Linked DNA regions of Homo sapiens: region 1 is linked to region 2. Evidence: read pairs that join two places in POLR2A ChIA-PET (ENCODE). Cell type or tissue: OCI-LY7. All regions are shown on one strand. Links, peaks and the distances in the headings refer to the core of each region. The heading gives the core; the rest is flanking DNA. Region 1 has its middle 390 kb from the start of CT66. Region 2 has its middle 990 kb from the start of CT66.

Evidence for each region. Peaks named below come from ENCODE experiments on the same cell type or tissue, not always from the same donor. Only the 100,000 strongest peaks of a DNase experiment are listed, where the experiment ranks them.
Region 1: POLR2A ChIA-PET joins it to region 2 with 6 read pairs; 1 of 35 experiments calls an interaction of 5 or more read pairs at or near these places.

The regions. Positions count from the first base shown.
Region 1 is chr7:69,209,558-69,213,947 of GRCh38, forward strand. No RefSeq gene overlaps it. Among named protein-coding and RNA genes, the nearest start is that of CT66, 390 kb to the right of the region's middle. In OCI-LY7, for the core only: a CTCF peak has its summit at 2,414; a DNase peak (open chromatin) is centred at 2,394.
Region 2 is chr7:68,602,348-68,606,737 of GRCh38, forward strand. No RefSeq gene overlaps it. Among named protein-coding and RNA genes, the nearest start is that of CT66, 990 kb to the right of the region's middle. In OCI-LY7, for the core only: no CTCF peak of the experiment used is centred there; a DNase peak (open chromatin) is centred at 2,334; H3K4me3 peaks cover 880 bases; H3K27ac peaks cover 1,108 bases.

The DNA of each region.
Region 1 (4,390 bases), core at 252-4,251, 610 kb after region 2:
ACTAAACATATCTCCCTCCTGTCAAGGACAAGGAAAGAGACCCCCCGCAGTGACCACCACGTGCAAAATGCGTAAATAACAGGTCAGGTATGGTGGCTTATGTCTGTAATACCCATGCTTTGGGAGGCTGAGGTGGGAGGATCACTTGAGGCCAGGAGTTCAAGACTAGCCTGGGAAACATAGAGATCCTGTCTCTACAAAAAAGTTTAAAAATCAGCTTGGCATGGTGGTGCATGCCTGTAGTTCCAGCTACTCAGGAGGCTGAGGAGGGAAGTTGAGCCTGGGAGTTTAAGACTGCAGTGAACTTTGATTGCACCACTGCACCCCATCCTGGGCAACAGAGTACAACTCTGTCTCTAAAATAAATAAATAAATTTGTAAAATCATAATAGAAGACCTGATGAAACAAAAACGCATAATAAGTGGGAAAGGATTTCACTACCTAGACTAAAAGGAGGAGCAATAAAAGAGGAAATTTTATTTATTTTATTTTATTTTATTTTTTGGGACAGAGTTTCACTCTGTCGCCCAGGCTGGAATGCAGTGGTGCAATTTTGGCTCACTGCAACCTCCCCCTCCCAGGCTCAACCATCCTCCCATCTCAGCCTCCTGAGTAGCTGGGACTCCAGACATGGATCACCTCGCCAGGCTAATTTTTATATGTTTTTTTGTAGAGACAGGGTCTTGCCATGTTGCCCAGGCTGGTCTTGATCTCCTGGGCTCAAGAGATCCACCTACCTCAGCATCCCAAAGTGTTGGGATAACAGGCGTGAGCCACCATGCCTGGCCTAGAAAACTTCTTCTTGATAGGCAACATCTACCTCTGTGATCCGGGAATGCAAAGCCAAAAGAGAAAAGGCTGAGATGGAAACACAACAAAATAAGAAGGAAACTAAGCAAGATAAGAAAAATGTACTGAGAGATTTAAAACATTATTGGGCAAAGAGAGTGAACATTTTGTTAACTATTATATTGCCAAGGCCTAACACATCAGATCTATAGGGTACTAATCTGTATTCCAAAAATTGCCTAGGCAAAGCACAGAAAGGTCATTACTTCATATCCTAAATACTAGAATATGCTGGGCTCTGTGTAAAAATAGTCCTCTATTAGTAGGTTAATATATCTTGATTTTTCTGATAATCTGATCATCTAATCACAAGCTATTGGATTATGATTCACCTCATTAATAACGAACAATTCACATTGCTGATACATTGGATGTAGTTGGGTAAAATAGGAACAGCTACAAAACAGAATCAAGTTCATTAGATCAGGAGTCCCCAAATCCTGGGCTGAGGACTGGTACCAGTCTGTGGCCTGTTAGGAACTAGGCTGCAGAACAGGAGATGAGCAGGAGGCCAGCGGCGAGCTTGACCGCCTGAGCTCCACCTCCTGAGCTCTACCTCCTGTCAGATTAACAATAGCATTGGACCAGGCACAGCGGCTCATGCCTGTAATCCTAGCACTTCGGGAGGCTGAGACTGGTGGATTGCTTAAGGCCAGGAGTTCAAAACCAGCCTGGCCAACATGGGGAAACCCCCTCTCTACTAAAAATACACCAAATTAGCCGGGCGTGGTGGTGGGTGCCTGTAATCCCAGCTACTCGGGAGGCTGAGGCAGGAGAATCGCTTGAACCTGGGAAGCAGAGGTTGCAGTGAGCCAAGATCATGCCACTGCACTCTAGCCTGAGCAACAAGAGTGAAACTCCATCTCAAAAAAAAAAAAAGGATTCTCATAGGAATACTGATATGAGAGGGGGCAGGGAAGTGCTGGGTAGAGAGGGGTGGGGTCCCTGGCAAGGACTCCACCCTTGGGCCTGTGCCCACAGACCTAGGTGAGGACAGGCATTCCTGTTTTAGTGCCCAAATGTTGCATTTTCCAAAACCACTCTGGCCCACCACGCCCCCTGTCCTGTGCCTATAAAAACTCTGAGACCCCAGCAGGCACACACACAAGCAGCTGGACATCGAGAGGAACACACTGGCAGAAAAACACACTGACAGACGCTGGCAGGCCATCAATGATGGAATAACACGGACGCCAAGGGGGATTCGGCAGAGGGCAGTCGGAGGAGAGCACGGCCGCTGAGCAGCCCAACTCCAGGGGAAGATCACCTTCCACTCCACCCTCCTTCTGGCTCCCCATCCATCTGCTAAGAGCTACCGCCACCACTCAGTAAAGCCTTGCACCCATCCTCCAAGCCCACTTGTGGTCCAATTTTTCTAGTACACTAGGACAAGAAACCTGGATACAGAAAGCCCCCTGTCCTTGCGATAAGGCAGAGGGTCTAAATGAGCTGATTAACACAAGCTGCCTGCAGAGGGCTAAGCTGAAAGAGCACAGGGTAACAGATGCCCACACCTGTTACAGCTTCGGGAGCTGTAGACACTCACCGCTAGACTTGCCTGTCTGCATGCTCCCCCTAGGGGTTTGAGAAGAGGGGCACTGAAGAAGTGAGCCACACCCACATTGCACACCCTGTGAGGGAGATAAGGAAAAAGGTGTTTTTTGTTTTTTGTTTTTTTGAGATGGAGTTATGCTCTTGTTGCCCAGGCTGGAGTGCAATGGCGCGATCTCGGCTCTCTGCAACCTCCACCTCCCAGGTTCAAGCAATTGTCTTGCCTCAGCCTCCTGAGTAGCTGGGGACTACAGGCACACACCATCACACCCGGCTAATTTTGTATTTTTAGTAGAGACGGGGTTTCTGCGTGTTGCTCAGGCTGGTCTCAAACTCCCGACCTCAGGTGATCCGCCCTCCTTGGCCTCCCAAAGTGCTGGGATTACCCGTTTCAGCGTGAACCCTATTGTAAACTGCACATGTGAGGGATCTAGGTTGTGCGCTCCTTATGAGAATCTAATAATGCCTGATGATCTGAGGTGGAACAGTTTCATGCCACTACATCCCCACCCCCACCCCCACCCCTTATCTGTGGAAAAATTGCCTTCCATGAAGCCAGCCACTGGTGCCAAAAAGGTTGGGGACCGCTGCATGAGATCCTATGGAGATAACTCTGTGACTCTGGCCTTATTAGGGTTATGCCCTGAAGAGCTAATAAGTGAATGGCATTTCTCCAAAATCAGAGAATCATTGAAAGCCATTTAAAACCATTAGGATCAGTACCTCTTTTGGTTTGGACATATACTTACACGCTTTCCTCTTGTTCAAGATAACTCCCTGCACTAGCAATACCTCCCCATCACATTGGTTAAAGGATATAATAATTGAGCAATACTTCATCCTGTTCAAAGACATCCATCATGTCATCAGAGCCTTACAGCAACCCTGAAAGGAAATAGAACAGGTGTCTGCCTGTGTCCACGCTGGAGAAGTCAGTGCAGAAAGAAAGAGATGACTGTGGCTTCCCAAGACCGGCAGGGGAAAGGATGGTAGATTCGTGTCTCTCATCATAAACCTTTGCTCCCTTTCCAGCCACTGTGAAACTTCAGGACACAGTGCCCAAATCTAACACCTGAGTCACGGAAACCTTAGTCTACAAACACACCCAGGACTTCCTCACAAGGGACTGGCTGAGAAACTGCTCGAATGACAGTTTGCAAAGAACCTTAAAAACAAATCAACGAGGCCAGGCCCTGTGGCTCACACCTGTAATTCCAGCACTTTGGGAGGCCAAGGTGGGCAGATCACCTGAAGTCAGGAGTTCAAGACCAGCCTGGCCAACATGGTGAAACCCCGTCTCTACTAAAAATACAAAAAAATTAGCCGAGCATGGTGGCAGGTGCCTGTAGTGCCAGCTACTCAGGAGGCTGAAGCAGGAGAATCACTTGACAAACCCAGGAGGCGGAGGTTGCAGTGAGCCAAGATCATGCCACTGCACTCCAGCCTGGGCGACAAGAGCGAGACTCCATCTCAAACAAAAAACAAAAACCAATCAACAAAAACACGGTCGATCTCAGGTACTTTGGGGAAGGGAGGTATAGGAGGGGTACATATAGAAGGGTGGTTCTAGATTGCTGATGTGTTGCATTCTTGAGCTGAATGTTGGCACATGGATGTGCTCAAATTGTGACAGTTCATTGAGCTGTGTCCTTATAATTTATGCACATTTCTGTGTCAAGTTTATGCTTCCATAAAAGTAGAGATTTTCTTTTTTTTTTTTTTTGAGACAGAGTCTCGCACTGTTGCCCGGGCTGGAGTGCAGTGGCACAATGTCGGCTCACCACAACCTCCGCTTCCTGGGTTCAAGCGATTCTCCTGCCTCAGCCTCCTGAATAGCTGGGATTACAGGCATGCACCATCACGCTCAGGTACTTTTTGTATTTTTAGTAGAGATGGGTTTTGCCATGTTGCTCAGGCTGGTCTCGAACTCCTGACCTTGTGATACACCCTCCTCAGCCTCCCAAAGTGCTGGGATTATAGGCGTGAGCC
Region 2 (4,390 bases), core at 293-4,292:
GAGACAGGATTTCCCTCTGTTGCCCAGGCTAGAAGTGCAGTGGTACAATCATAGCTCAATGCAGCCTCAAACTCCTGGGCTCAAGTGATCCTCTTGCCTCAGCCTCCCAAGTAACTGGGACTACAGGTGTGTGACATCAGGCCTGGCTAGATATTATTTTTTTGTAAAGACAGCGTCTTGCTATGTTGCCCAGGCTGGTCTCGAGCTCCTGGCCTCAAGCAATCTTTCCACCTCAGCCTCCCAAAGTGCTGGGATTACAGGCATGAGCCACTGTGTCTGACCAGAAACTGGGAATTTTACAATCTGAAAGGAAACTAAGGCTAAGGAAGACTGCCAAGTTAGGTACAAAACTAGTTAATGTTCTACAGAGCAATAAAAACCTTTAGGGTTTCTTCCCGGGAGGCAGAGCTTGCAGTGAGCCGCGATCGCGCCACTGCACTCCAGCCTGGGCGACAGAACGAGCAGACTCCATCTCAAACAAACAAACAAACAAACAAAAAAACCTTTAGGGTTTCTTTTTTGAGATGGAGTTTCACTCTTGTGGCCCAGGCTGGAGTACAATGGCATGATCTCGGCTCACCGCAACCTCTGCCTCCCGGGTTCAAGCCATTCTCCTGCTTCAGCCTCCTGAGTAGCTGGGATTACAGGCATGTGCCACCATGCTCAGCTAATTTTGTATTTTTAGTAGAGACAGGGTTTCTCCATGTTGATCGAGCTGGTGTCAAACTCCTGACCTCAGGTGATCTGCCCATCTCAGCCTCCCAAAGTGCTGGGATTACATGTAGGCCAACATAGTAAAACCCCATCTTTACTAAAAATACAAAAATTAGCTGGGCATGGTAGCACACACCTGTAATCCCAGCTATTCGGGAGGCTGAGGCAGAAGAATCACTTGAACCTGGGAGGCGGAAATTGCAGTGAGCCGAGATCGCACCACTGAATTCCAGCCTGGGCAACAGAGTGAGACTCTGTCTCAAGAAAACAAAAGATACTCAAGAATATATGCTTTTAGCTGTTTCCATCGGGTCCCTTTATGTCTCCATCAGAACGAGAAGTGTGGCATTCTCAATACCTCTACCATGCTAGGAGCCGAGGGTATGCTCCTTAATAATGATGACACCAAGCCTCTATTGACTGTTCACTCTTGCCAAGCTCTGCCTTAACTACTTTGCAAGGATTGTCTCCTCCCTCATTCTGCACACGTTTTAGTAATTCCTGCTTGCAACTTACAGCATGAGCTAAATAGCTTCATGTTATATGTCTATTGATATTCGCAGTCTGGGAATTCACTCACTTTTTGTTGCTGACAACATCAGTAAAGTGAACATCCATGTTGATGGTATGACAGTACTTGGACTTTCTCAACTGGAAGTAGGTCAGGTTTGCCTTTGGTTCCTTCAGCCACACCTACGAGGCCCCTGTTTCCCATTCTAAGGATCATTCTTTTCAGGAATCATGAGACTTCAGGATCTTGCTCCTGTTGAACTCCAACTAAAGGAACCTGCTGCAAGTCTGCAGTTACCTGAGTGTGAATCTCAGCTCCAGGAGTTTGTGTTGGAATCCACATCTCTCACTGAGGTTGTTAAGGCTTGGTTTTCTTCTTTATGAATTCCAGGTACCCAATAACAGGCTTGAGGAAGGTATGGTCTTAAAGGTGTGATAGCAAGACTTTGCCAGGGCATTTGAAGCCCCATTCTATACATTCGTCTCTGAAGGCTGACTTCCATGTAGAGCACAGACATCATAGATGAACAAGCTGAGATATGAATACATTTAGAAGAAAAAGGAGGAATTGCTGTGTCCTGTGCGGAAATGGTTAGTTCCTTTCCCTTCCCGACTTTTCATACCTTATTAAGTTCCTTTTAGTAATTTTTATTCATTGTCTCACCCTACCCATTGGCTATACACCCCTACTTGTCACTGTTATATTGCAAGTTGAGTTCAATATCTCCCCCTTATTGTAATAGTCTTTAATAAAGCTTTCCTTGCCATTTTTACCAACTATCAGAATAATTTTCTTTCAGTGATGCTCATGGCCTGTAATCCCAGCACTTTGGGAGGCTGAGGTGGGCAGATTATATTTACGCTAAAGCTTTTACCCCAAGAACTATCTTGATGGCATGGCCTGGGTGCAGCCGATTTGAAACAAAAGGAAGCTGGAGAAGCAAGAGCTGTTCTGTCACTTGCTACTACCTCTGAATGTCTCTGGGACAATGACCATAGAGACTTTTATGGCCCTGGCAATGACATCTGCAGCCAAGGGCTAAGAGGACACCCCAAGCCCCACACACCTGAGAGACCATCTGTAAAGCAAGCAGAAGGTCAAACAGGAAATATAATTTTAGCTCATAATGACGAATCCCATCAATGACAGCAGTTCCTCTTGCTTGCCAGACAGAGCCTCAGGTCCTGCATTGAAGAGATCACTAAACAGTCCAAGATGATCAGCCACTTGCCAGCAAGTGTTCTTGAAAGCTTTTCTTCCTGGGGCTGGAAAGGCTCCCAGAAGCACAACTAGAGCTGTGAAGCCTGCTTTCTAACAAAGGCTGCTAAGGAAGACAGAAAGCCAGGTGGGCCTGTCCAACCCACTTAGTCCAGGTGGGACAGGTACCAAGCATGTCACGCTTTCTTAATTAACCATTCACTGCTGCCTTGCACAGACTAAAGCTGTAATTTCCCAAGACTATCCAAGGTGACATAGGCTCCTCTTCTAAAGGCATTAATTGGGAACATCTCATTCCCCGTGGCAGGGGTGGAGCAGATCTTTCCAACTGGAGTGTGTATTTATTTAGAGCTATTACCACATAATATTTACAAGATACTTAACATGCATTAATTACCCTGTAATGAACTCTGTGGCTACAATATCAATGTTCTGTCAGGACTGTAAAATGTCCCTACACATACACATGCACACTTTTTTATCACCTCAGGGAATAAATGAAAAATTAAAATTAATTGCATGCCTATTAAATGCTTATTTTTAATAGAAAATGTGCAAATGATGTGAAAATGCAAAATAGGGTACACAGTAAATGAAAAGCAGATAACACATACTTCTAGACACACTCTACTGTTTTTATGAGCATGTTTTACAATCCATTCATTATTCTGTCTGTCCTTCTGAAAGCTAGTTATTATATTGCTCATACAAAGAAACATGTGAATGGCTGTGCAACAAACCATGAAAATCAGAACAAAACTGAACATTTCTGCTGCTATTTGAACCCGCCTCCCTCAAATCTCTGCCAGGAGAATTCTTACAGGAGGTTTATCCCAACAACACCCACTCAAAGCCTGTAGAAGAGAGAGAAGGGGAAGACTAGCTATGGTAGCTCAAGATTCAAGTTACTCTTGTCTGAATATTTTTATCTCCCCAAAATGGACATGATGAAACCTAATCTTCAGTGCAATAGTATTAAGAGGTGGGACCTTTGGGAGGTGATTAGGTTATGAGAGCTTTGCCTCCATGAATAGAATTAGTATAGTTATTGTTGTTATTAGTACTATTTTAGAGACAGAGTCTTGCTCTGTCACTCAGGCTGGAGTGCAGTAGTGTGATCATAGCTCACTGCAGACTTAGACTCCTGGGCTTGAGCCATCCTCTTGCCTCAGCCTCCTGAGTAGCTGGGACTACAGGCACACACCACCATGCCCTGCTAATTATTATTATTATTATTATTATTATTATTATTATTATTTTGTAGAGACGAGACCTTGACCTTGCTATGTTGCGCAGGCTGGTCTTGAACTCCTGGTTTCAAACAATCGTCCCTCCTCAGCCTCCCAAAGCTCTGGGATTATAGATATGAGACATCACCCCCAGCCCTGGGATTGGTACCCTTATAAAAGAGGCCTGAGGGACCCCATTTTTCTCTTCTACCATGTGAAGGTATCAAGCAAGGAGGCACCTTCTGTAAGGAATAGACCTTCACCAGATACCCAATCTGCTGGTGACTTGATCTTGGACTTCCCAGCCTCCAGAACAGTGAGCAATAAATTCTATTGTTTATAAATTACCTAGTCTAAGACATTTTGTTATGGCAGCCTAAACAGACTGAGACAGTGGTTAATCAAGGAATGGTCAGCAACCATCTTATTTCTTCAGATGACAGAATTTTCTCTGGAGGCAAGGAGATGAGGTAAGAGAATAAGAGTTGTACAGAATAATCCGCATCATAGAATCACAGGTGATCACTGCTACATATCCCTCCCCAAATATAAGTAATTTTTTTTAAGACAGTCTCACTCTGTTGCCCAGGCTGGAGTGCAGTGGCACAATCTTGGCTCACTGCAGCCTCAGCCTCCTGGGCTCAAGCAATCCTCCCATCTCATCCTCCCAAGTAGCTGGGGCTACAGGCATGCACCACCACACCTGGCTAATTTTTGT